Regions from separate parts of the Homo sapiens genome. Here region 1 is linked to region 2. A link is a contact called in ENCODE Hi-C or POLR2A ChIA-PET data. All regions are on one chromosome and are shown on one strand. The core of a region is the stretch at or near the end of the contact, and the rest is flanking DNA. Distances in the headings are between cores, read along the strand shown. Region 1 overlaps UBE2H (ubiquitin conjugating enzyme E2 H). Region 2 holds the start of NRF1 (nuclear respiratory factor 1).

Region 1 (2,700 bases), core at 187-2,686, 310 kb before region 2:
TCCCACATTGTGGATTTTATTTTTTTCTTGTTTTTTTTCCACCTGGAGAACACCGTGAATTTTTGTTTATGAATATCTTTTTTTTTTCGAGACTGAGTCTTGCTCTGTTGCCCAGTCTGGAGTGCAGTGGCGTAATCTTGGCTCACTGCAACCTCTGCCTCCTGGATTCAAGCAATTCTCTTCGTCAGCCTCCCGAGTAGCTGGGATTACAGGAGCTCGCCACTACGCCCAGCTAATTTTTGTATTTTTAGTAGAGACGGGGTTTCTCCATCTTGGCCAGGCTGGTCTTGAACTCCTGACCTCGTGATCCACCCACCTTGGCCTCCCAAAGTGCTGGGATTATAGGCGTGAACCACCGTGCCTGGCCATTTGTGAATATCTTATGTCTTTCGGGTTCTGCTTTGCTGGGGGACTGGGCTTATGTGATAAAATTACTTACCTTGAGCATTAAAGGAAAACAAAAAGTTAAACTTTTTTTTTTTTATTCATAGTTTAGCTTGTACCCTCAACCTTTAACTCAGAGGACCTGATTTGGGAGTTCAGCGGTGGTTGAAGGTTGGTAGAGGAGAGGCAGAGTGTTGGGAGGAAAGGAGACTGCCTGGAGGACCGTCCAGGGCTTTCGTCCTTGGCTCTGTGCGGCTCAGAGACCTTGGGGCTTTCACTTCCTTCTTGGGTTATCTGTGTCCTTATCTATCAAATAAGGAGTTGGTTTAGATGATTTTAAGTCTCTCCAACTTGAATATTCTGATTTTATATGTAGACATTATACATGCAACTCTTATTTTCTGTGTGTGTGTGTGTGTGTGTGTGTGTGTGTGAATGTAAAAGGCCTTCACAACCATATGTATACCTGGTATTGCCTTCTAGGGAATACAGAATTGAAGATAGAGTTATGACATAAAATCTCATTTTGAATCTTATTCTCTTTGCAGAGAAATATGCACAGTAAAACTAGATAAATTCTGCAATTTATTACCTTCTTGGTATGAATTTTTACTAGGGCTTTTTTAGAAGTTCAAAGTAGAAAACCTTTTAACACCTTCATTTGGAATTTTAAAATGTGGCAGTGAAATATTTCACATTCAGAAACCTGTGTTAATGTTAACTAGGAAAAGTCTCAGTCTTACGCCATTAGTAATGATGTGTTGTTATCCTTTCATTTCTAGAAATGGATCCCTGGAATTAGATGGAGTATTGTGAAAGTATAATTTTAAACAAATGTTTTTGTAGAGACAGGGTCTCACTATATTGCCCAGGCTGATCTCTAACTCCCAGGCTCAAGTGATCCTATTACTTTGGCCTCCTGAAGTGCTAGGATTGCAAGTGTGAACCACCATGCCCATCCTGAAGGTATAATTATTAAAATGCTATCCAGTGTTCATAATCTGCTTATCTAATAATTCAAATGCTTTGTTTGCCCTGCTGAGGTCAGACTTTGGCCTACTCTGTGAATGAATCAGTTTTTGCTGTTGTTACGGATGGTAGAGTTGAGTCAAGATGTTAATGGCCCTTGTCCAATATGGGGAGCTAGTTAAGAATGTCTTCTGATTCTATCCTGTGGAGTGAGAGTATCTATTTGTTCACTTGATGGAAACTTACAGTTCCCTCGTGTCTTGTTTCAGTTTTGTTTTTCATGTGGAATACATCTAGAGAGACAGTATGGCTTAGTGGATGGGACAGGCCCTTGTGAGAATTATTTCAAATAATTTTGTAATTTCAACCCAGTAAATTTCTCCATCACTGTTCCTGATCCCTGGCATTATGAACAATAGGTTTCAGAAAGCTTCCATGTTTTAGAACCTCTCCTACCTGAGATTACAGGTGTGAGCCACCACATCTGGCCAAGGTGTTATAGATTCTTTAACCTAAATTTGGCTTATTACTTGGAAATGTTATTGAGGAAATTGGTTATCAGTTTTATGATTTTCTAAATTACTATATAACTTCTAGTCACATAAAAAGTGTCTAAGCTTGTCCATAGCAAGAGAGGGCTGCTTCAAATTATGATTAATGATATTGCAGAACAAACTCTGGGTTGGTAGTAATATTTATTGGTTAAAATATAGTAGTAGGCCTTTAACATGGATATGACTGTAGATCTTTATTTTAGCTGCCACATAGTTGTGAATAAAACCAAACTTACGAAAAGCAGGTAAAACTTTATTTTATTTTGGAAGTTAGTTGATAAGGGTAATTCAGATTGAATTGCATAATAATGGCAATATTAAGTTTCTTGTTTAACAGTTATGGACTGGAAATTTTTCTTTCAGCACTTGGGAGGCCGAGGCGGGTGGATCACGAGGTCAGGAGATTGAGAACATCCTGGCTAACACGGTGGAACCCTGTCTCTACTAAAAATACAAAAAATTAGCTGGGCTTGGTGGCGGGTGCCTGTAATCCCAGCTACTCTGAGGCTGAGGCAGGAGAATAGCATGAACCTGGGAGGCGGAGCTTGCAGTGAGCCGAGATCATGCCACTGCACTCCAACCTGGGCGACAGAGCGAGACTCCTTCTCAAAAAAAAGAAAAAAAAGAAAAATCTCAGATACAAGCCAGGCACTGTGTGTGCACTTGTAGTCCCAGCTACTTGGGAGGCTGAGGCTGGAGGATCGTTTAAGCCCAGGAGTTCAAGTCAGTCTGGGCAATATAGCAAGATCCCCATCTCTAAAACAAAATAACTCAGATACATATAATTAGAATA
Region 2 (2,700 bases), core at 74-2,573:
CTGACCACATAAAGAAATCAGCACGATTGACACCAGCTCTAAAATAAGCAATTAATATATTCTAATCTAATGCTTAAGAAGAATGGAGAGCAGGCAACAGCTCCTCCAACTGGTTGGAGCAGATATCACTGGAAGCCCCCCAAGTATTAAGATTTTTAAACAACTTCAAGTTCTGGTGGGCACAGCCAAATACACTGCAGAAACTTTGGGACCAGCAGCCACGACACAACAGGTGAGAGAGGCAGCAGACATCATTGCACGATGGAGTGCACAACATTCAATGACAAACCCGAAAAGGTCTGGGGATATGGGAAAATACCATGCACACGGCCATCTCAGAGCCCCTGTCTTTCCAGTGGCAAAAGGTTCTGTTCCTTCGGAGGGGCGTGCCACTCCCCCTCTCCCTCACCCAGGGGACCACCACCCCAGGCACAGGAAGAACCGCGGCCCCTCCGCGGGCACATCTCAGCTGGGGAAGAAAACACAATGTCGCTCCTTATTTCTGCGTACAAAAGGACTTTGCGCCCTCCTCCTCGAACTGCCGCCCCGGCCACCTCCTAACTTGCAAGAAGGTGGGCAACGCGCCATATTCCAGCGTCCCCCAGTCTACCTGGGTAACAAGCCCACGCCACCCCGGCAGGAGGGAAGCTTCGGAGGTCGCCCAAAGAGCCAGCCTCCTCTCCCGCAGGAGACAGCGGCTCCCGCGCCCCAGCCCGGCCCCACCGCGCCGCCCGCCCGCCCGCCCGCGTACGAGAGCCGGGAAGGGCCGAGGGGGCGAGCCGAGAGCCGCGGCTCCGGTCCCGCGCAGCCCGCCCACCTCCCGCTCCCGGGCCCGGCGCACTCTCCCGCGCCTCCCGCTCCCGAGCTGCGGGAAGGCCGGGCCCCGGGTTCCACGGCGGGGAGAAGGCCGCGGCCCCGAGAGCCCCAGGCGGCGGAGGAGGCCGGAACCCTGGGGCTCTCGGGAGGGCAGCGCCTCCCTCCCGAGCCCGCCAGGACGCCTGGGGCCTAGTGCGGCCTGCGCATCCTCGGGGTGGCGGTTTGGCTGGGCCGGGCCGGGGCCCCCCGCCCGAGGCGGGCCGAATCCGGCGGGGGCCCAGGCCCAGAGCCGGGGGCGGCAGGGTGCCGGCTGCGGGGCGGGCCGGCCGGCCGGCGGGCGGGCGGCGTGTTGCGGCTGCGCCGGGGCTGAAATAGCTGGAGATTGCGCGGTAGGGCACTCACCTCAGAGCGGCTGCGCTACCGTGGGCCTGCGCCGTGGAGACTGCGACCGCGCCGGCTCCTCGCAGCCTCCTGCCACCAGCGGCAATGGCGAGCGCTGCCGCTTCTGCCGCCGCCGCCGCCGCCGAGGAGGGGGAGGGGAGGGAGAGGGCACGCACGCGACGCACGGCCCGGCTTCCCCGCCCGGCCGCCGCCATGATGAGGAGGTCGGCGCGGCTGTGCTGCGGGCAGGCAGCGGAGAGGGCTCGCGGCGAGGGCTCCAGCTTACCCCGCCGCCGCGTCGCGTGCACGGAGCGCTTCAGAGGTTTGGAGGGGGCCGGAACCTCAAAAGCAACTGGATGAGCACAACGCGGACGCCCCGGAGAAGCGGCGCAAGCGGGCCCAAAATGGTTGCTGATCAGACGAGTGGCATCTCTCGCCCCCCTACCGCGGGAATTGGGACCTCCAGACTGTGCCTGGGGGATCGGCAAGTGGTTCCCCTCTGGTTTTTTCGGCGCTGCCTTCCCGGTGGTATCCTCACTCTCTCTCTTTGAAATGACCTCTGCTTTCCTATCTCTAACTCTTCCCAGATATTTGAAAGCAAGTTTTTGTACAAAGCAACATATGAATGTATTCAGCCATTCGATCGTTCGGCGAACATTTCTAGGTGTCTCGTGCTGTGCCAGATATTGTTCTGAGTGCGCTGAAGATGCACCTGTTAGCAAGACAAAGTCCTGGCTCCCACGGAGCTTATTCGAAGCAATAGGGGCCCCCAAGCAGGTGCCTGAGAAGTAGGGAGGGGTGGACAGTGGGAAAACAACCTAACGGTGGAGACACACGAGGGGTCTTTTTTTACTTTTAGAAACGGGGGTGGGTGGTCACCCTATGTTGCCTAGGCTGGTCTCGAACTCCTGGGCCCAAGCGATCCTCCCGACTCAGCCTCCCAAAGTGCTGGTATTACAGGACACCATGCCCGGCAGAGGGGTCGTTTTTGTTGTTTTTTTAGTGTCGTCAGGAGACTCCCTCCATCAGAATTACTCAGGCTGATTGTTTTGAGTCCTGGGACCCAGTTGGTATCCAGAATCTTGGCTTGTTTGCCTAGGAACCTGCATTTTCACATCCCCATCTCCACACCCCTGGTGATTCTTATGCATATAATAATGTGAAAAGCATTGCATTGAAGAATTGCTAAAGGGTGTCAGAAAACGGATTAACAAAATCAGGAAGCTTTAATTTTCAAGATTCTATTAACCTCAAAATTCAACATATCCAAAAATTGAATGTCTTTTTCTCCAGTGTTTTCTAGGAGAGTGCCAACACTAGCCACCCAAGTGCTCAAGCCAGAAACCTGGAAATGATCCATTACTCTTTCCTCTGTCTCTGGAGTCCCCATGTTAAATTAGATGTGTTTGTTTGTGAGACAGATTCTCACTCTATTACCTAGGCTGGAGGGCAGTGGTGCAATCATTGTTCACTGCAGCCTCGACCTCTCTGGGCTCAAGGATC

What was found. Hi-C counts contacts between places; a loop is a spot of excess contacts on that map. ChIA-PET counts read pairs that join two places held with the same protein, here RNA polymerase II (POLR2A). Pooled maps may share reads with other maps.
Region 1: a pooled map shows a loop between it and region 2 (2.8-fold over the local background). The contact joins the enhancer-like site here to the promoter of NRF1 in region 2. A Hi-C loop is called at or near these places in 1 of 50 pooled maps. POLR2A ChIA-PET finds 5 or more read pairs at or near these places in 2 of 52 experiments (WTC11 and activated CD4-positive, alpha-beta T cell).

What each region holds. Positions count from the first base shown.
Region 1 is chr7:129,922,735-129,925,434 of GRCh38, reverse strand. All of the region lies in intron 1 of UBE2H (ubiquitin conjugating enzyme E2 H), which reads left to right. Among named protein-coding and RNA genes, the nearest start is that of UBE2H, 29 kb to the left of the region's middle. Within about 2 kb of position 1,436, at least 4 of the 41 ENCODE cell types and tissues checked have a DNase peak (open chromatin) inside an H3K27ac peak, as active enhancers do.
Region 2 is chr7:129,610,343-129,613,042 of GRCh38, reverse strand. It overlaps NRF1 (nuclear respiratory factor 1), which reads right to left and starts at 1,323. Exons shown (of 11, transcript NM_005011.5): 1 at 1,219-1,323. RefSeq lists enhancers at 36-175, 1,856-1,905 and a silencer at 476-1,465.